2 separate regions of the Homo sapiens genome follow, and region 2 is linked to region 1. Evidence: read pairs that join two places in POLR2A ChIA-PET (ENCODE). Cell type or tissue: PC-9. All regions are shown on one strand. Each heading gives the region's core, and the rest is flanking DNA. Links, peaks and the distances in the headings are about the cores only.

Region 1 (8,000 bases), core at 1-8,000:
TCAGGGAGGATATGTAAAAATACTAGATCTTTCAAACTTTGAAATTTTGGCCAAAGTGGAGCCTCCCAAAAAGGAGGGCACTGAGGAACAGGACACATTTGTTTCTGTGATTTACTGTTCTGGCACAGACAGGCTGTGTGCATGCACCAAAGGTAAGTTGTCTGATTATGCTATAAATCTTATAAAATCCATGTATATATGGCATTTGTTTATGTGCAAACCTAGTATGAATTTTAGGTTCAAATAGATGGGGAGGAATTAATTTTTTTGTAATGAAGTGGTAAATCCTTCTTTTTAAACTGTTCTTAAAACTTTTTTCTACTGCCCTAGGTAAGGATTCTAACTGTAAATAAGTTAGTAAGTCACTTAGCAAGTATCTTCTGCTTTAACCTCAAGAAAATCACGTGCTTTTATTTCAGTGAGTCCCTGACTCTGCATCTGCTCAAATTTATGACCTTGGGCAAGTTATGTTAAATTCATTAAACCTGTTTTTATTTATTTATAAACTAGGATAAGAAAGTCCATTTCCTAGGCTTATTAGAATGAAATTATGTAAAGTTTCTGGCACAGTTATTGGTCCTTATTTCCTTCTGAAATAAAAATACTTAGCAAACAATTTTTAGTTTTGCTAAATACATTTTTTTGTCTGATTTATTCCTGATCTTTGGCTAGTAGTGAATTAGTTTTGCAAATTTTGAAGCACTATATAGATTAAGATAGTGTGCAGTTATTTTTTCTTTTTTTCTCCTTTCTTTTCCTTTTCCTTTCCCCTTTCCCCCTTTCTTTCCCCCCTCCCCTTTCTTTCCCCGTCCTCTCCCCTCCTTTCTTTTCCTTTTATTTTTGAGAGGAAGTTTCATTCTTGTTGCCCAAGCTGAAGTGCAGTGGCCCAATCTCAGCTCACTGCAACATCCGCTCCCAGGTTCAAGCAATTCTCCTGCCTCAGCCTCCCAAGTAGCTGGGATTACAGGCACGTGGCACCATGCCCGGCTAATTTTTTGTATGTTTAGTAGAGACAGGGTTTCACCATGTTACCCAGGCTGGTCTTGAACTCCTGACCTCAGGTGATCCACCCACCTCAGCCTCCCAAAGTTCTGGGATTACAGGCATGAGCCACCATGCCAGGCCTTTTCTTTTCTTTCTCAGGGTCTCACTGTGTTGCCCAGGCTGGAGTGCAGTGGCATGATCTCAGCTCACTGCAGCCTCAACCTCCTGGGTGCAAGTAGTCCTCTCGCCTTGGTCTCCTGAATAGCTGGGACTACAGTGCATAGCTGGGACTACGCACTACCATGTTCAGCTAATTGTTGTATTTTTTTGTAGAAATGGGATTTCGCCATGTTGCTCAGGCTGGTCTCAAACTCCTGAGTTCAAGTGATCTGCCTGCCCCGGCCTCCCAAAGTGCTGGGATTACAGGCGTGTGGCATTGTGCCTGGCCTATTTTTTTTACTTATATACATTTTAAGTTAGGGAGATAAAGCAGTTTTTGAAAAGGATTACTGACAATATCAGGCAAAATGAATAGTTCTATTGATTGTCTAGCAGGAATTTAGGACTAGGAGATAGTTGAAGCCTAAGTGACTGTAACTAAGGCATGGCAGAGGAATTAGGATCTGAGCAGAGTTACGCATGCATCTCATCTGTGGTTCTGATAGTAATTAGACTGTTTTTCCTCTCTTTAAATAGATTTCAAGAGTTTAGCCAAGGAACGTAATGGTGAAATGTAGTGGTTAGATTGCCTTTTTTGAACTATATGTAGTGAAATTATTTTTTTATTTTTATTTTTTGTTTTTGAGACAGAGTCTCACCCTGTCAACAGGCTGGGGTGCAGTTACGCAATCTTGGCTCACTGCAACTTCTGCCTCCCAGGTTCAAGTGATTCTCCGGCCTTAGCCTCCTGAGTAGCTGGGACCACAGGTGCGCGTCACCACACTTGGCTAATTTTTGTATTTTTAGTAGTGACGAGGTTTCACTATGTTGGCTAGTCTGGTCTCGAACTGCTGACCTCGAGCGATCCGTCTGCCTTGGCCTCCCAAAGTGTTGGGATTATAGGCATGATCCACTGTACCCAGTGAAATTTCTGTAATTTCTAGTGAAAGTATAATGGAAAAAAATCTTTAAATATCATAAAAATCCAACTAGATTAATTTAGAAAATGAGCAGTGTAGTCTAGTAACTTTAGACTAATGAAACTTGGAATTACAGTTGAGAATTTCAGAACAACCATTAAAATTCTGTGTGGTATCAGAGATAATTTGAATTTATTGGTCATATATGTGCCAGTTCATTGTTGTAAGAACTTTACCTGTGTTCGTTTAGTCATCACACCAACTTTAATATACTATTATTGTCTCCGTTTTGTACATAATGATACTGAAGGAAAGAAAGGTTAAGTAACTTATTAAGTAATAGAGCTAATAAATGTCAGAGCCAGCATTCAAACCTGGGAGTCTTCCATCAGAGCACTTTAAATGGCATTATACTGCCATAATACAACAAAAGATGAAGAATCTTACACTGAATTCTTTGCATTCTTTTAATCTGAAAGATTTAAAAATTGACAATTATTTAACTTGCTGTAGGTCATCTAAAATGGAGCTGGACTTGGAACCTAGGTGACATGGCACCCCGGTGCACATCTTTATAAGAAACTACTATTTTCCAGAAATGCAATAAGGGTTTTTAATGCTTTCAATTATTTGATGAGCTATGCTTTAGGTAACTCAGAAGAGAAATAGTATTTACACCTTAAATATTTAAGTTATTAAGTTTTTTAGCATTTAAATAAAAGTATTGGCCAGGTGTGGTGGTGCATACCTGTAATCCCAGCTACTTGGGAGGCTGAGACAGGAGAATCACTTGAACCCAGGAGGAGAAGGTTGCAGTGAGCTGAGATCGCGTCACTTCACTCCAGCCTAGGCTACCGAGCAAGATTCCATCTCAAACAAAACAAACAAACAAAAAAGTATTTAAAATAGATGGTGGTTTTCTTGGAGTTGGTACAGTCCGGAATTCCTAGAACATGATCTCATGTGATAGGGAATTTATCCAGATGATGAAAGATAAGAAAAACCTGAGAAGTTAGTTGCTTTCAAAATGAGCTCCTAATTCTTCAGGGATTGACTGATGAAGGTGCATTTGAAAAGATAATAACAAAGCGGAAAGAAAAGTTGATGCCTTAAAATGTATGTACATGTATGATTTTTAAAAAGCATCTCAGACTGAATCAAATGGATGTGACCCTGTCTTCTGAGTATATTCAAATAACATAAAACTATTTTTCTTGTGGAGAATCAAGTCTTTTCATAAAAATAAATCTATAGTTAATATATGTTTTAAGTTAATTTTATATAGGATTAATAATATACTAAATGTAGATTTGTTAAGCTATCTTTGATAATTCAGGAATAGAATATATACACACTACATATAAAATTTTGTAAAAGGCATAAAATAAAAAAGTATGAATTTCAAAAATTGAGAGTTTAAAGTGAAAGATAAATTGGTATTCTGCTTGGTGCAAATACATTTAAAATCAACAGGAAAGACTTAAATGAGAAAGAAGACTAAGATGTATCAGTGGAGTATAAGATAGGGTGCAGTTATGATACTTGACAAAAAATGCTTAAAAAATAAAGTTTTTTAAAAGGCCGCAATTAATAGGGAACATATCATGAAATATAACAATACTGAATATAAATATGACCCCAACAACATAAAGCCTATATACCTGTACTGATATTCAGAAGGAGGATAATAAGTTGAGCCATAATTGCTTTGAAAGTCTTTAATAATCTCACTATCTGGGATTATTGGACTGTATGGTCACATCCTTGTTTTGGTACTTGTTTCTTGTGGAAAACATTCCTTTAGTCTTCTGTTCCTGCTTTGCTAAGAGTTTCCAATAGGAATGAACGTCATATTTTGTCAAATACTTGTTTACATCCATGGAGATCATTTGGTTGTTCTTTTTAGTTCAGTATGGTAAAATATATTGATTGACTTTTGGATATCAAATCAACTTTGCGTTCCTGGGATAAAACCCATTTGGTCATAATGCATTACCTTATATATTGTTGGATACAGTTTGCTAAAATTTTGTTCATAGTTTTTGCATATCGTTCATCAGGGATATTATATGTTCCTTGTAATCTTTCTTTTTTAGTTTTTGCTTTTTGTAATCTTTATCTGGTTTTGATATCAGTGTAATGCTTGCCTGATAGAATGAGTTGGGAAGTATTCGCTCTTCAATTTTGTGGTAAAGTTTGTGTATAATTGGTCTTATTTTTCCTTATATATTTGGTAGAATTCGCCAGTGAAGCTCTTTGGGCCCAGAGATTTTTTTTAGTGGGAAGATTTTGAATATACACATTCAATTATGTTTATAGAGACTTCCTAAGGTTTTTTATTTTTTATTTTTTAGTGAGTTCTGACAGTCTTTTTGTCAGTTTTTAAGTTATGAAGTTTTAGCGTAAAGAATTTCATAATATTCCCCACAATCATTTTATTTACTTTTTATTTTTTTTGAGACAGAGTCTTGCTTTGTCACCCAGGCTGGAGTGCAGTGGTGCAGTTTTGGCTCACTGCAACCTCTGCCTCCTGGGTTCAAGTGATTCTGTCACCTCAGCCTCCCGAGTAGCTGGGACTACAGGTACACCACCATGCCTGGTTAATTTTTGTATTTTTAGTAGAGATGAGGTTTTACTCTGTTGGCTAGGCTGGTCTTGAACTCCTGACCTCAAGTGATTCACCTGCATTGGCCTCCTAAAGTGCTGGGATTACAGGTGTGAGCTACCATGCCTGGCTCCTTACATTCCTTTTAATATTTGTAGACTCTTTAGGGATGTCACCACTCTCATTTGTGATACTGATCGATGATTTGTATTTTTTTTTTCCTGCTTCATCTGTCTAGAGGTTTATCTGTTTTATTGATTTTTTTTTTTTTTTTCAGAACAACCAGCTTCTGATTTAAATGACATTTTTTTCTTTGTTATTTTTCTGTTTTCCCATTTACTGGATTTCCATTTTATTGTTATTATTTCCTCCCCTCTGCTTGATTTGGGTTTATTTTGCTCTTCTCTAGTTTCTTTCTTTCTTTCTTTCTTTCTTTTTTTTTTTTTTTGACACAGAGTTTCACTGTCGCCAGGCTGGACTGCAGTGGCTCGATCTTGGCTAACTGCAACCTCTGCCTCCCAGGTTCAAGTGATTCTCCTGCCTCAGCCTCCCGAGTAGCTGGGACTACAGGCCCGAGCCACCACGCCCAGCTAATTTTTGTATTTTTAGAAGAGACAGGGTCTCACCACGTTGGCCAGGATGATACTGATCTCTTGACCTCGTGATCTGCCCGCCTTGACCTCCCAAAGTGCTGGGATTACAGGCATGAGCCACCGCGCTGGCCTTCTTTAGTTTCTTAAAGTAGAAGCTTATTGGTTTGAGATGTTTTCTAATATAGGAAATTTAAAGCCATAAATATTTTTGGAAGCACTGTCTTAGTGATACCTCCTAAATTTTGATACATTGTGTTTTTCCTTTTTTTCATTTGGATCAAAATATGTTCTAATTTCCCTTGTGATTTCTTGTTTGGCCCAGAGATTATTTAAAAGTGTTTTGTTTAGCCTCCAAATACTTGAGGTTTCTCTAGATTTCTTTCTGTTCTGGATCTCAAACTTATTTCCATTGCTGTCAGAGAATATAATTTATATGAAGTCAGTATTTTGAAATTTATTGAGACTTTTTCATGACCCAGCATCTGGTCTGTCCTGGAGAATGTTCTGTGTGCACTTGAAAAGAATTTGTGTTGGGCACCCATGGGGTAGAGTGTCGTATAAATTTCACTTGTATACGTGTATGTTTTTTAGTTGTTGAAGTCTTCCTGATTTTATATTGAGCCTTCTTCTATCAATTTTGAGAGCAAGTATTGAAATCCCTAACTATGTTTTTGTTGAATTGTTCACTTTTAAGTCTGTTTTTGCTTCACTTGACTTTTGGCTCTTTTGTTAGACTGTTTCATAATTGTTACATCGTTCTGATGTATTGGTTCTTTTGTCATTATGAAATATTCCTCTGTCTCTATTTTGTGTCATACTAATAAAATCACTCTGGTTTTCTTATGGTTACAGTTTGTATTATGTATCTTTTCCACAATTTTACTTTCAACTAACTTGTGATTTTGAATCTGAAGTGGGTCTCTTAGATGCATATAATTAGGTCTTGCTTTTTTATACAGTTGGATAACCTGTACCTTTTAAATTTGAATGACTTTACGCTTAAGGTAATTATTGCTATGGTTGCATTTATGTCTGCCATTTTGAGTTTTTAAAATGTTCTTTACATTCCTTTGTTACTCCTTCACTGCATTCTTTTGTGTTGAATAAATATTTTTAGTGTGCCATTTTAATCCCTCTGTTGATTTTTTTTTTAGAAGAAAATTTACATAACATTAGTGAAGAATAATTTGTTAGGGACACCCAGAGACCTACTGTCAAACCAAGAACTAAAGCAGTATGGATATCTTGCATCTATGAATGTGTCCCTCCTCCCCTCTCCCAAACTCTGCCCTTTTCCTACAGATAATTGTTACTCAATAATTTTTATGTCTTTCCTTTTATAAAGAAAACTGGTTTTATGCTTTGGATGTGAATATTTCAACATATTTTATTGATTTTGCTTGTTTTTGCCCTTTATAAGAATGATACCAAACTCTAACTAGTTTTGGGGGACTTGATTTTCCTCTCTTACTATGTTTTAAGATTACCCATTTTGTTGCATGCCTTGTAGATCATTTAATTTTCACTTATACTTAGTACTCCAATGTGCAAAAAACCCACAAATAATTTATGCATTTTCCTGTCAGTGGACATCTTGTTTATTTCTGTTTTTTTCTGCTATAAACGTCTTGTGTAAGTTCCTTGGTGCACATATGTAAGGGGCTCTCTATTTTTTTATTTTTGAGGCAGAGTCTTGCTCTGTTGCCAAGGCTGGAGTGCAGTGGTGCCGATCTCAGCTCACTGCAGCCTCCACCTCCTGGGTTCAAGTGATTCTCCTGCCTCAGCCTCCCAAGGTTAGCTGGGATTACAGGCGTCTGGCTAATTTTTGTATTTTTACAAAACAGTTGGGGTTTCCCCATATTGGCCAGGCTGGTCTCTAACTCCTGACCTTAAGTGCTCCGCCCGCCTTGGCCTCCCAAAGTGATGGGATTACAGGCGTGACCCACTGTTCCCGGCCTGAGACTCTCAGTTCTTAAGAGTAGAATTATTGGGTCATGGGTTATAATTTTTTTTTTCTTTTTAAAATGTGTTAAATATATATAATGAGGTTTACTATTTTAACTGTTTTACAGCATGTAATGTAGTGGCTGTAATACATTCACAATGTTGTATAACCACCAGTACTGATTTCCAGAACTTTCCCATCATCCTAAACAAAAACTCTGTAACCATTAAGCAGTAACTTCCCATTCATTCTACCCTCCGCTGCTGGTAACCTCAATTCTACTTCTGTATGACTTTGCTTATTGTAGATACCTCATATAAGTGGAATCATGTATTTGTCCTTTTGTGTCTGGTTTCTTTCACTCAGCATATTTTTTATGTTTTTAATGCTCACCCATGTATCACATCTTGGTTCCTTTTTATGCCAAATAATATTCCATTACAGTAGGGCCCATCCACCCCCCCAATCCCTGCCCCTTATCTGTGGTTTCAGTTATCTGTGGTCAGCTTTGGTCTGGAAATATTAAATGGAAAATTTCAGAAATCAACAATTGATAATTATTAAATTACTCACCATTCTGAGTAGTGTGATAAAAATCTCTTCTTGTCCCATCCAGGACACAAATCATCATTTTGTCCAGCATCTCCATGCTGTATACACTACCTGTCTGTTAGTCACTTAGTAGCTGTCTTGGTTATCAGATTGTCTGTCACTGGTATCGCAGTGCTTGTGTTCAAGTAACCATTTTACTTAATAATGGCCCTAAAGTTCAAGAATGGTAATGCTAGCTATGG
Region 2 (14,831 bases), core at 546-8,545, 270 kb before region 1:
AGAGGGCATTTCACCATGTTGGCCAGTCTGGCCTCAGACTCCTGACCTCAAGTGATCCACCCAACTCGGCCTCCCAAAGTGCTGGGATTACAGGCTTGAGCCGCTGCATCTGGCTGTTTTGTTTGTTTGTTTGTTTGTTTGTTTGTTTGAGACGGAGTCTCACTCTGTCGCCCAGACTGGAGTGCAGTGGTGCGATCTCAGCTCACTGCAAGCTCTGCCTCCCGGGTTCACGCCATTCTCCTGCCTCAGCCTCCCTAGTAGCTGGGACTACAGGCGCCCACCACCACGCCTGGCTAATTTTTTGTACTTTTAGTAGAGACGGGGTTTCACCGTGTTAGCCAGGATGGTCTCTGTCTCCTGATCTCGTGATCTGCCTGCCTCAGCCTCCCAAAGTGCTGGGATTACAGGCGTGAGCCACTGCGCCCGGCCTTTTTTTTTTTTTTTTTTTGAGACACAGGGTCTTGCTCTGTTCTCAGGCTGGAGTGCAGTGGTGCAATCGTGGCTGACTGTAGCCTTGACCTCTTGGTCTCAAGCAGTCCTCTTGTCTCAAACTTTTTAGTAGCTGGGACTACAGGCAAGTGCCACAACGCCCCACTAATTTTTTAATTTTCTGTAGAGATGGTGTCTCTCCCTGTTGCCCAGGGTGGTCTCAGACTCTTGGCCTCAAGTAATCCTCCTGCCTCAGTCTCTCAGAGTGCTTGGGACTAATTTTTTTTAATGGATTTTTCTAGTTGATTAGAAGCTAGAAAAAATTAACTTTGCTTCATTTCAAAATATGGAAACCTATGAAATAGTCAAAATTTTTTTTGGTAATAGACAAAACATATATACATAAAGTCATTTTCTATCAAATCATATTACATAAATACCAAACAGAAGAAAATTACAGGCCGGGTGCGGTGGCTCACGCCTGTAATCCCAGCACTTTGGGAGGCCGAGGTGGGCAGATCACTTGAGGTCAGGAGTTCAAGACCAGCCTGGCCAACATGGTGAAACCCTGTCTCTATCAAAAATACAAAAAAATTAGGCCGGGGGCGGTGGCTCACACCTGTAATCCCAGCACTTTGGGAGGCCGAGGCGGGCGGATCACGAGGTCAGGAGATCGAGACCATGCTGGCTAACATGGTGAAACCCTGTCTCCACTAAAAAATACAAAAAAATTACCGGGGCGTGGTGGCGGGCACCTGTAGTCCCAGCTACTTGGGAGGCTGAGGCAGGAGAATGGCGTGAACCTGGGAAGTGGAGCTTGCAGTGAGCCGAGATCGTGCCACTGCACTCCAGCCTGGGCGACAGAGCAAGACTCCATCTCAAAAAAAAAAAAAAATAGCTGGGCATGGTGGCACGTGCCTGTGGTCCTGGCTACTTGGGAAGCTGAGGCAGGAGAATCACTTGAACTTGGGAGGCAGAGGTTGCAGTGAGCCAAGATTGCCCCATTGCACTCTAGCCTGGGCGACAGAGTGAGACCCAGTCTCAAAAAAAAAAAAATTACATGAAACTTGTGGGGGTTTATACAATAAAAATAACCTATAACTATACGTTAATCCTTTAATAATGTTCTATTTTGTTTTTCAATAACCTTTATTTTTTTAATTAATTTCTTTTTTTTGAGAAGGACTCTGGCTCTGTCACCCAGGCTGCAGTGCAGTGGCACCATCTTGGCTCACTGCAGCCTCCACCTCCCAGGTTCAAGCGATTCTCCTGCCTCAGCCTCCTGCGTAGCTGAGATTACAGGCATGGGCCACCACGCCCAGCTAATTTTTTTTTTTTTTGTATTTTTAGTAGAGATGGGGTTTCACTATGTTGGCCAGGTGGGTCTCGAACTCCTGACCTCAGGCGATCGCCAGCCTCGGCCTCCCTAAGTGCAAGGATTACAGGCGTGAGCCACCATGCCTGGCCAATTTATTACCGTTTCTTAATATGGAAGACCTCCTTATGAGATGCTGAAGCATTTCATTTGAAAAAAGTTGCATGTAAAATATAAAATTGGGTATGCAGAATGGTCATAACTCTGTGAGCAAAATTTTGAAATCAGGCTTGAATTACAGTCAGCCTTTTCTATCCGTGGATTCTGCATTCATGGATTCAACCAACTGCAGATCAAAAATACTTGGGGGAAAAAAGCATCTGTGTTGAACATGTACAGACTTTTATTCTTGTTATTATTCCCTAAACAATATAGTATAAAAACTATTTACATTGCATTTACATTGTATTAGGTGTTATAAGTAATCTAGAGATGATTTAAAGTATACAGGAGGATTGTGTAGGTTGTATGCAAATACTGCACCATTTTACATAAGGGACTTTAAGCGTTTGCGGATTTTGCTATCTATGGGGGAACCAATTTCCGAGAGATACTGAGGGACAGCTGTATATTTGTAACTTATTTTTTATTTCCCTAATTGCAGCAGCTGTTGAGGGGACAGTGAACTGTTAACACAGATAACAAGTGTATTCAAGTACATTTTGGAGTTTGTTTGTTTTTTTTTTTCAGGCTTTTATTCGCCTGTCGGATGAGGCACCATACTTGAATTTTTTTTTTTAAGAAAGCTTTTAGTTTTCTTTCTTTCTTTTTTTTTTTTTGTGAGATGGAGTCTTGCTCTGTTTCTAGGCTGGAGTGGAGTGCAGTGGTGTGATCTCAGCTCACTGCAACCTCCGCCTACTGGGTTCAAGTGATTCTCCTGCCTCAGCCTCCCGAGTAGCTGGGACTACAGGTGCACGCCACCACGCCCAGCTAATTTTTTTTTTTTTTTTTTTTTTTTGTATTTGTAGTAGAGACAGAGTTTCACCATGTTGGCCAGGATGGTCTCGATCTCCTGACCTTGGGATCCGCCCACCTTGGCCTCCCAAAGTGCTAGGGATTACAGGCATGAGCCACCACGCCCGGCTGAAAGCTTTTAGTTTTCTAACTTATTTAATTTAATTTAATTTAATTTATTTTTATTTTATTTTTTGGGACAGTGTCTCACTTGGTTGCCCAGGCTGGAGTGCAGTGGTACAATCATGGCTCACTGCACCCTCTAGCTCCTGGGCTCAGGCAATCCTCCTGCCTCAGCCTTTTGAGTTGCTGGGACTACGGGCATGTACCACCACACTCAGCTAAATTTTTAATTTTTTGTAGAGATGGGGTCTCACTATGTTGCCTAGGCTGGTCTCAGATTCCTCAAGCATTCCTCCCACTTGCACCTCCCAAAATGCTGGGATTACAGGTGTGACACCGTGCCAGACTTGAAATTTTTAATCCCACACCTAAAAATATAATTTTATCCACCATTTTTTAAAAGTCATAACATTATTTATTAAAAATTTAGATGGTAAAACTAAAAATTAAAGCTTAATAAAACTACTGAGTGATTTACAAGGAAGAATATTACTGGTCCCTTTTGTGAGCATCCCATTAATTATATATATTCAGGTTATATTGTTACAATATTTGGTTCTACTGTATACTTTTTTTTTTGAGACTGAGTTTCGCTGTTGTTGCCCAGGCTGGAGTGCAATGGTGCAATCTCGGCTCACTGCAACCTCCGCCTCCTGGGTTCAAGTGATTCTCCTGCCTCAGCCTCCTGAGTAGCTGGGATTACAGGCATGCGCCACTATGCCTGGCTAATTTTGTGTTTTTGTAGAGACGGGGTTTCACTATGTTGGTCAGGCTGATCTGGAACTCCCAACCTCAGGAGATCCGCCCACCTCGGCCTCCCAAAGTGCTGGGATTGCAGGTGTGAGCCACCATGCCTGGCTCTACTATATACTTTCATTCAGTTGTTTCTTTTTAATCTAGTGGTTTTGGTATTAATAATTTGATAATGACCTTTAGCTGTTATTGCTTACTTATGAGTTAATATTTATAAAGCACTTAAAGTAGCTGGCACGTAGTAAACACTATGTAAAGATCCATTAAATAACTTTAAAAAATATAAAACTGATAGTGGCATTTTATTATAGAGATTAAGGTAATCCATTCTCTCATTTCCATTTATGGGATGAGACGTAAACACAAGTAGTTTGCTCTCTAAAACTGTATACTAGAATTTTATATACCCATTATTTGATGCAACTTTAATACCAAAGTGTATTGTCAGTTACCGGTGAATATATATAAATTTAGGTAAGGAAAACCCAACTTGGTCGCACACAGTGGCTCACGCCTGTAATCCTACCACTTTGGGAGGCCGAGGCAGTTGGATCACCTGAGGTCTTGAGTTCGAGACCAGCCTGGCCAACGTGGCGAAACCCCGTCTCCACTAAAAATACAAAAATTAGCCGGGCGTGGTGGCACATGCCTGTAATCCCAGCTGCTCGGGAGGCTGAGGAAGGAGAATTGCTTGAACCTGGGGAGGTGGAGGTTGCAGTGAGCTGAGATCGTACCACTGCACTCCAGTCTGTGCGACAGGAGCGAGACTCCATCTCCAAAAAAAAAAAAAAGAAAAACCCAACTTATCTTTTACAGTTTATAATAGTAGAAGTTCAAATAATTGGTTTGGAATTTCTGTATTTTTAAGGTTAGTACTAAAATTGTTGGTTATAAATTGGGGTACAATATACTTTGTTTTTTAAGTACCTTGTGTATCTAATTTAACTTTAAGTCCTTTATTATTTTGGTTTGATAAGACAACTTTTCTACTTATTTCCCCCCTTAACTGAACCAGCTACCATCTGCCTTTTTCCTGTTGTATACATTAGTCTCTTACGTTAAAATATCATATAAGTTTCATATATATACACATATCAAACTATAGACTTAAAGTACAATTACATCAACATCTTTTAAAACCTTAATTTCTGGCCAGGCGTGGTTGTTCATGCCTATAATCCCAGCACTTTGGGAGGCTCAGGCCATTGGATCCCTTGAGCTCAGGAATTCGAGACCAGCCTGGATAACATGGTGAAATCCTCATCTCTACAAAAATTACAAAAAGTTAGCTGGGCGTGGTGGCGCACACCTATAGTCCTAGCTACTTGGGAGGATCTCTTAAGCCTGGGAGGCAGAGGTTGCAGTGAGCCGAGATCATGCCACTGCACTCCAGCCTGGGTAACAGTGAGACCCTGTCTCAAAACAAAAATATTAATTTCTATAACAAATAAATTTTATTTAGTAATATCATGTTTAATACCCATGTTACATTCATTATTCTTCTACACTTTGGCCTTTAGGAAGAGGCAGTGTGTGTGTTACAGTTAAATAGGAAACAAGTAGGGTTCATATAGTGCTTATGGGGTTTTCTTTGGTGGGGGGTTGCTGGGTTTTTGGGGTTTTTTTTTTTGAGACAGGGTATCACTCTGTCTCCCAGGCTGAAATACATTGGCATGCTCATGGCTCACTGCAGCCTCAACCTCCCAGACTCAAGTGATCCTCCCACCTCAGCTTCCCTAGTAGCTGAGACTACAGGCGTGCGCCACCATGCCTAGCTAAATTTTGTACATTTTGTAGAGATGAGGCTTTGCCATGTTGCCCAGGCTGGTCTCTAACTCCTGGGCTCAAGTGATCCACTTGCTTCAGCCTCCCAAAGTTCTGGGATTAACAGGTGCGAGCCACTGCAGCCAGCCTATATTTTAACTATATGTTTTTTTCTTTTTGGCTAAAATTTTTCAGATTAGTTTACAAGTTACAAGTGTAGGTGATATCTCATGGAGATATCAAAGATGATATGAAGTTAGATTGGGTTTTTAAGAGTAGTTTTTAAAATACGGATAAATACCAGTTGTTGGAGTTTTGTTTAAAGTTCTTTAACTTCTTATTTTTGGGCCAAAATACAGGTATACGCTAGAAATGATTTTTAACACAGGTCATTTATGCCAAACTGCATTTTGCCTTAATTTTTTTTTTTTTTTTTTTTTTTGAGAGGGAGTCTCACTCATTGCCCAAGCTGGAGTGCAATGGCACGATCTCGGCTCACTTACAACCTCCACCTCCCAGGTTCAAGCGATTCTCCTGCCTCAGCCTCCTGAGTAGCTGGGATTACAGGCACCTGCCTGGCTAATTTTTGTATTTTTAGTGGAGACGGGGTTTCACCATGTTGGCCAGGCTGGTCTCGAACTGCTGACCTCAGGTGATCCACCCGCCTTGGCCTCCCAAAGTGCGGGGATTACAGGTGTGAGCCACCGTGCTTGGCCAAAATTTTTATTAATTTTTCTATTGCCTGGACTCTGTGAACCTATCCATTTTGCCTTTTAAAAATACTTAGGTGTAAATATAGATATTCATTAACTCAGCATTGTTTTAATCTATATTTCCAAAGGCAATTTAAAAGATCAGAAAATAAGACCAAATTAATATAAAAATGCATACTTTAGGCTGGGCAAAGTGGCTCACGTCTGTAATCCCAGCACTTTGGGAGGCCAAGGTGGGCGGATCACCTGAGGTTAGGAGTTCAGGACCAACCTGGCCATCATGGCGAAACCCTGTCTCTACTAAAAATACAAAAATTAGCTGGGCATGGAGGCATGTGCCTGTAATCCCAGCTACTCGGGAGGCTGAGACAGAAGAATTGCTTGAACCTTGGAGGGGGAGGTTGCATATCTGAGTGGTGAAATTGTGATTCTTTTTTTCTCTTTGTCTGTATTTTTGAACTTTTCTATAAATGATTGTGTTTTGTTTTTATATTGGAAAAATATTATGCTTTCAAATGTTAATACCTATGAAACTAAACACAAGTAATAAATATATTAGTATAGCATTTATTAAGGTTTCTTGTGTAGCAGATCAACATAGAAAATATATTTAAATGGCTGACATAATTTTCTAAGAATACATACACGTATATTTTTTATAACATTAAGAAACAGCAGCATCATTACTTTAATCCATCATTTCGTTAACCACCATATACCTGTTGATCATTTGTATTGTCATGTGCTTTTTAAAAATCTAGATGAGAAATATTCGATTATCTGACTTCACTGAATCCTTGAAAAAAATAAAACGCAGCGTCAGCCCTCAAACTTTAGAAGCGTACATACGTTGGAACAAGGACTTTGGAGATACCACTGTTTAAGGAAATACCTTTGTAAACCTGCAGAACATTTTACTTAAAAGAGGAAACACAAGATCTTCAATGAACGTCATCGGCTACAGAAACAGCCTAAGTTTACAGGACTTTTTAGAGTCTTACATATTTGTGCACCAAACTTGAAGATGAACCAGAAAACAGACTTAAACAAAATATACAATGCAAATGTAATTTTTTGTTGTTTAAGGCCTTGCCTTGATGGTCACAGTTATCCCAATGGACACTAAGTTAGAGCACAACAAAACCTGATTCTGGTCTTCTTTACCAATATAATCATAATGTAAATAATAATTTGTATATTGTGTTGCAGATGAAAGTATTCCAGGAACAGTGAATGGTAGAAGACACAAGAACATTTGTTTGTTTGTCTTCTGATGTTTTTTCTTAAAATAGTAATTTCTCCTACTTTTCTTTTCTACTGTTGTCTTAACTACAGGTGATTGGAATGCCAAACACTCTTAAGTTTATTTTCTTTTTTCGTTTTATAAATTCAGTGTGCCAAATGAAACTTTTTTCCTAAGTAACTGTAATAGGAAAAAGTTTATTTTGAGAGTTTCTTCTTCATAAATCTACAGACATTAAACAATTGTTGTGTTCTTTTTACCTTTTATTTTTCTATTACCTTGCTACCAAACAGTTTAGATAGCAATATAATAGCAAAAAAGCAAATATGGTAAAATAGAGAAGGTTTGAAGGTTTGAGTTACTCTGTCATATAACATGTAGATCAGTCTTCATGTGACCTGCAGTATTTTTTTTTCTAATGTATTTGTCAGAAATCTGTTGTAGACTGTTAACTTCTTCCTGATGGAATTTATTTTCTGCAAGAATTATTCTGATATTTAAGAGAGCCAATTTTAACTGCTGTGAAAATGTTTCCAGTGCAAGAGAAGGGAAATACTAGGAACTAAGACATTTCTAATTTATTGCTTATTACTTTCTTAATTTTACAGGATAATTATAAGCAAGTGGAACTACCATCTTTTATTCTTAATAATTATTAATCCCTTCAATGAAACTTTAAAAAAACTGAATTTTTATACATGGCATACATTTTTCTAGTTCCTTCTGCTTGCTTTATTAACTCAAAAGTTCTAGTTCTAGTCTGTTGATCTGCCTTTTGTTCTCCCAAAATGTACAGTAATTCCATTTGTTTGTATAAATATGCCTGGATTTTCATTATAAAAATGTCATTGTAGGGAGTAGAGACTCATATCATGGCCTTTTAAATATTGTAATAAAGGCAAATAGATATTTGCCCTTAGTTTACTGGTTAAAAGTTTGTTTACAGAACTTTTCTCTGGTGCTTAAATGATGCTATGTAAAATGTCATGAGTGGAAAGAATATTTGTAGTAGTAACAAGAATTTTTCATTTAGGAAAGATTTCTTAGGTTTTGAAAGAATACATTAAAATAAAAAACTTGCCCCTACTAGGTAAGAACTTTATAATGAAGACATACATTCTTCTTAATTTTACTCTTGCTCTTGTTAAAGATTTGTTTGAATATAGAAGATGCATGATTTCTGGGTTTTTTTTTTTTTTTGAGACAGAGTTTCGCTCTTGTTGCCCAGGCTGGAGTGCAATGGCGCAATCTCGACTCACCACAACCTCCGCCTCCCAGGTTCAAGCAATTCTCCTGCCTCAGCCTCCCGAGTAGCTGGGATTACAGGCATGCGCCACTACCCCAGCTAATTTTGTATTTTTAGTAGAGATGGGGTTTCTCCATGTTGGTCAGGCTGGTCTTGAACTCCTGACCTCAGGTGATCCGCCTGCCTCGGCCTCCCAAAGTGCTGGGATTACAGGCATAAGCCACTGCGCCCAGCCAGAAGATGCATGATTTCTTAGGATCATATGCTGTTTGTAGCCATAAGGTAAATCATGTCTCTTCCAATCATGACTTTGGAACTCCCTGAATAATAAAAATGAGAGTTGAGATAAATAGGGGAAAAAAAATTTTTTTCAAGCCAGAGCTATGCATATGTTAGGTGATGGGTAGTATCCCTTTAAGGTCTCAAACATTACAACATCAATTATGAAATACTGATAACGAAAGGTAGTAATGAAATATATATGATGAAAAGAATTGAGAAGTTCTAAATTAAGACATTTCAGTTAAGCTCATAAAATTTCATTGTTTTCATTTAAAAGATTAACGTTATTGATACTTGGATAACTGGCTAATCATATTAAAGGACTATGTGGTTCCAGCTCAACTTTTAATATATTGTCTCCTTTAAAACTATCATGGTTATAATTCTATTGGGAAAGACTTTTAGATAACAAAGATTTCAAATGTTAAAAGAGATAAAAGTCAGGTTAATACTATCTTAAACACTGAGTCAGAAAATCATTACTGTATAGAAGTTGCTTTCCTGATCAAGTCTGAACTTCAGCTAGTGCTAGAGAACTATTTTCTATGACTTAACTCTAACCAAGTTTTATTTTAAGCTGTTTCTTTGATAGAAGGGCCATGAAAATAGAGTAATGATATAGTAGGAGATAAGGGATTGGTTTGGTCTTTTTCAATAAAGATAGAAGTTGCTGAAGTTTTCTGAATTAATAATGACTTAGATTGTGACCTTTTAGATTCGGTGTTGAGCTCTGTGTTGTATTACTTCCTAAAAGATAATGCTTAAACATTAAGCATTAGTGTGCTCTTCATGTTAATATGGCAGAGTTTTGTAAACTAAATTAAAACTTACTGATATATTGGACTTTGAGCCAAGGGAAAGAATGAGTACTATCTTTCCAGATATCTTAAGGGTAAAAGCTTATTCTAAGACAGTCTGTCCATTGAGAATATTAGATTTCTGACTTGCAAATATGTTTGTACTCCAGAAGAATTAGAGGAAAAGCAGATACTAGAATTCTAATTTAATTACATATACAGCCGTCTTTGTTTATAGTGTAGAATTCTTTATATTTTGTACAAAAACTAATTCTTTTGGTAAAATGAACCATTTACAGTTCGGTTTTGGACTCTGAGTCAAAGGATTTTCCTTTAAATGCTTGTCTCAATTTTAGTCTGGTCTTTTGTACTTTTCTTCAGAAGAAATGAATTAAAGGGTACAGTTGCATAAAGTGGGTTTTTATCCTAATGTATTGGAAATAAATGATAAACTTTATTTTGTCTTTACTTTTTTACTTTAAAACTTTTTGATATTTTAGGGGTTGGAGTCTGATAATGAAGGAGTTGTGTGTATTGGACTCTTAGTAACAATTATAAACGCTTAACAAAATATAGAAAGCAATGATTGGGTGGCTCTGCAGAGCAATCAAAACAAGGTAGAAACTGCAAAGTCCTATAATGGAAGAGATTCAGGCTGGGTGTGGTGGCTCATGCCTGTTTGGGAGGCCAGTATGGGAGAATCGCTTACACTCAGGAATTCAAGACCAGCCTGGGGAATATAGGGAGACCCTGTTTCTGCCAAAAAAAAAAAAAAAAAAAAAACTAAACTAAAAATTAGCCAGGTTTGGTGGCCTACACCTGTAGTCCCGGTTACTCAAGAGGCTGAGGTTAGAGGATCGCTTAAGCCCGGGAGGAGGAGGTTGCAGTGAGCCAAGATCACACCACCACACTCCAGCCCAGGTTACAGAGAACCTGTCTCAAAAAATAAAAAGTAAACGAGATTCACCTTAACCAGCTTTTACCCATAGGGCAATTTCCAGTTTGTGCAGTTCACTTGGATATAGAATTCAGGTAGAATGTGACAGTTTTGACAGGCTGAGGAATCATTTGGGACTTCTAGAACACCTGAAAATTAGAAGAGAAATTTTGGGAAGGAGAGTGCCTCAGAAAGTAAGCTCTAAAATCTGCCTACATATTCCTTTCAAATCCTTGGTGGATTCCAAAATTGTGCTGGTGCAGTGTGATTATTTAAAGGAACCCAGGAGAAAGCAAGTTAAAGTCTAAAAAACTCAGCAGCGATTGCAGCTGCCCAAGGACAGAGAGTTTGAAATTCAAGTTCCACTAAGAAGGACTGAGTAAATACTTGGTGTTTCCCATTGAACCCCCAAAATGCCACGCCTTAAGGAAGAATGACAGCATCCTAGAACTAAAGGCTGTGCTTCAGCACTAAGGACAAAATGGAAATAAACTTACTGTAATGAAGCTTAAAATCAAATCTCACAGCATCAAGGTTATCCATTAGTAATTTAAAACCAGAACAAAACACAGCATTCTTGAGAAGAAAACAATTCAGTCATCACAGCATATATCCAAAGCTCAGTACATAATAAACAGTTACTAAGCATGCAAAGAAAAATTATGTGATCCTTTTGACTCAACTTCCCTGATGGAAAAAAAAAAGTGGTCCATACCATACTCAACAGAAAATATACAGAAGCAGATGCACAAGTGACCTCTATGAGAGTGATTTTAAAATAGCGTTAAAATATGTTAAAAGAATTTACAAGAAGAGATAATGGGTGAATAGATAGGGAGTTTCAGCAGAAAAATAAGAATTGAAAACCCAACAGAGGCCAGGCACCGTGCCTCACGCCCGTAATCACAGCACTTTGGGAGGCCAAGGCAGGTGGATCACCTAAGGTCAGGAGTTCAAGACCAGCCTGACCAACATGGTGAAACCCGGTCTCTACTAAAAATACAAAACTAGCCGGGCATGGGTGATGCATGCCCATAATCCTAGCTACTTGGGAGGCTGAAGCAGGAGAATTGCTTGAACCTGGGAGGTAGAGGTTGCAGTGAACCAAGATCATGCCATTGCACTCCAGCCTGGGCAAGAAGAGCAAAACTCCATCTCAAAAAATAATAATAATAATTGGCTGGGCGCGGTGGCTCACGCCTGTAATCCCAGCACTTTGGGAGGCCGAGACAGGCAGATCACAAGGTCAGGAGATTGAGACCATCCTGGCTAACATGGTGAAACCCCGTCTCTACTAAAAATACAAAAAATTAGCCTGGCATGGTGGCGGGCACCTGTAGTCCCAGCTACTCGGGAGGCTGAAGCAGGAGAATGGCATGACCCCAGGAGGCGGAACTTGCAATGAGCCCAGATCGCGCCACTGCACTCCAGCCTGGGCAACCGTCTCAAAAATAATAATAATAATAATTAGAAAATAATAAAAAATAACCCACTGGAAAGTCTTGTAATGAAAACTACAGTATCTGAAATTAAAAATTTAAATGGATGGACTTAACAGTAAACTAGGCACAACAGGAAAGACTGAAAAAGACAAGTAAGTATCAAACCAAAGCAGAGAGAGAAAGAAAAAAGAAATAGCAGAGGTTTGAGACCTTTGGAACATTATCAGTTCCTGTAATTTGAAGTAAAGAAGGAAAGGAAGAGAATGGGGCAAGAGAAATCTTTGAAGCAATGATGCGTGAAATTTTCCCCAAAGTGTTGAAAGACATCAACGTACAGATCTAAGAAGTTCACTGAATCCCCAAGCAGAATAAATACAACAAAGACTACATCTGGGTACATCACATTGCCAAAAAAAAAAAAAAAAAAAATCTTAAAAGCAATCAAGGTGGGGAGTGGGAAGGAGTAGCATTACATTCAGATAAACAAGAGTGATGGCTAACCTCATCAGAAATGATGGAATTAAGAAAATGATGGAATGACATCTTTAAGGTGCAAAGATGAAACAAAGGTTAACTTAAAACTCTGTATCCAGTTAAAATATCCTTCAAGATGTTAAGGCAATGGCCAGGCTCAGTGGCTTATGCCTGTAATCCCAACACTTTGGGGGGCTGAGACAGGAGAATCCCTTGAGGCCATGAGTGACCAGCCTGGGCAACCTAGTGAGAACCCCATCAAAAAATAAAATTAGCTGGGCATGGGCTGTGGTCGTGCTACTGCACTCCAGCCTGGGGGACAGAGTCCCTATCTCTTGAAAAACTTAAGACAAAATCTTTTCCAGATGAAAACAGAATTTGTTGCTGGCAGACTGACTTTATACGGAATGCTTTAAGAAATTCTTCAGGCTGAAGGAAAATATAAATCTGGAGTGAAAAACGTAGTATCTGAAATTAAAATTTTCCTTGGATGGACTTATCAGTAAATGGATTTCCCAATGGGAACCTGTATCTCCAGGATGGAATTAAGAATTTTGAAATGATAAACATGTTGGTAAATAAGAAAGACATTTTTCTTTTTTATTTTTCTAAATATCATTGCTGTTTAAAGCAAACAAAAATAGTATTGCAGTGTTTATAATATATGTATAAGTAAAATATAGGACAGAAATAGCATGAAGGGTCAGAGAGGGCAATAAATGTAATTATATTGAGATAATATTACTATATTGTACACAAAGTGAGATAGCATTAGTGTAAGGTAGATTGTGATAAGAATGCATTTTGTAATCTCTCACCCCATCACTGGGGTGCAGTAGATCTAAAAAGCCATTAGAGAAGATAAAATGGGTCACTAAGAATTATGTGATTAGTCAAATGAAATCAAGGAAAGAAAAACAGAGCAAAGAAGTGTAAGATAAAACAGTGGGATGGAAGAGCTGAAATTAATAATGTCACTAAATTGCTTACCTTCCTCCTTCCTGAACTGTTGTGGATTTTTTTTTTTTCAGGGGGTTGAGGTTTTTTTTTAGAGACAGAGTCTCTATTGCCCCAGGCTGGACAGCAGTGGCGTAATCAGTCTCAAAATCCCTGCAGTCTCAAACTCCTGGGCTCAAGTGATCCTCCTGCCTCGGCCTCCCAAAATGCTGGGATTACAGGCAGGCAGAGCCACCACACCCTGCCAGAACTATTGTTTTAAAGTCATTAGGTGGTTAAGCCCTCGAGACTATGTGCAAGTTTGATGATTCGTTAGGAGCACTCACAGGACTCAGCATATAGTCTTATTCCCAACAATGATTTATTAGAGCAAAAGGATATGAAGCAAATTCAGCAAAGGGAAAAAAGGAATTAAGTGAAGTCCAGAGGAAACCAAGCACCAGCTTCTAAGGGTTCTCTCCTAATGAAGTCACACAGGATGTCACTCCAGCAACAAGTGACAGCATGTGAAAGTGTTAAGCCTCACTGTTAGACATAGTAAGCTTGTTAGGGAATAGAGGGAATCTCCCCTCAAATTCAAGTTCCCAGATGCCTGGCAAGGGCCAACCTTGCCAGCAGGACTTTCTGGGGATAGCAGTCCCAGGCACGTGTTTGCACAGTGGTTCAGATCAATGTGCTTACATTGGGTAGAGGGGACCTATGGAAGTCCAAATTTGGGTGTCAGAGACCTAATAGGGTGAAGACAGTGTCTACAATGATGGACAGCTAGGTATGAGGTGTCAGGGACAGATTGAGGCAGTTATTCACATGGTGGATAGGGGCAACCTGGAATGAGGAATAAGCTCAAGCACAGAAAGGGGTGTCCATATGGGGTAAGGGTGTCAGCAGAGATGGTAGATTGGTTGCACACCAAAGACTTGATGGAATAAAGTGAATATACTAACCACAGAGAAGGTAATTATAAATACAGAAAGGGGGGAAACTAGAATGAAACCTGGAGTTCAGCTTGAATTGGGTTTAAGAAAGTGAATTCATGGTTTAAAATCTATAAAAATAGATGAAATATCGGCTGGGCACAGTGGCTCACGCATATAATCCCAGCACTTTGGGAGGCCGAGGCGGGCAGATCGCTTGAGATCAGGAGTTTGAGACCAGCCTGGCCAACACTGCGAAACCCCATCTCTAGTAAAAATACAAAAATTAGCCAGGTGTGGTGGTACACACCTGTAGTCCCAGCTACTTGGGAGGCTGAGGCACGAGAATCACTTGAACCTGGGAGGCAGAGGTTGCAGTGGGCTGAGATCGCACCACTGCACTCCAGCCTGGGCAACAGAGCGAGATC

The links. Peaks named below come from ENCODE experiments on the same cell type or tissue, not always from the same donor. Only the 100,000 strongest peaks of a DNase experiment are listed, where the experiment ranks them.
Region 2: POLR2A ChIA-PET joins it to region 1 with 13 read pairs; 2 of 35 experiments call an interaction of 5 or more read pairs at or near these places.

The regions. Positions count from the first base shown.
Region 1 is chr2:32,416,012-32,424,011 of GRCh38, forward strand. BIRC6 (baculoviral IAP repeat containing 6) reads left to right here. Exons shown (of 74, transcript NM_016252.4): 10 at 1-152. Among named protein-coding and RNA genes, the nearest start is that of BIRC6, 63 kb to the left of the region's middle. In PC-9, for the core only: no CTCF peak of the experiment used is centred there; a DNase peak (open chromatin) is centred at 3,020; H3K27ac peaks cover 1,465 bases.
Region 2 is chr2:32,147,502-32,162,332 of GRCh38, forward strand. SPAST (spastin) reads left to right here. Exons shown (of 17, transcript NM_014946.4): 17 at 6,873-10,136. The coding sequence ends at 6,995. Among named protein-coding and RNA genes, the nearest start is that of SLC30A6-DT, 11 kb to the right of the region's middle. In PC-9, for the core only: no CTCF peak of the experiment used is centred there; no DNase peak of the experiment used is centred there.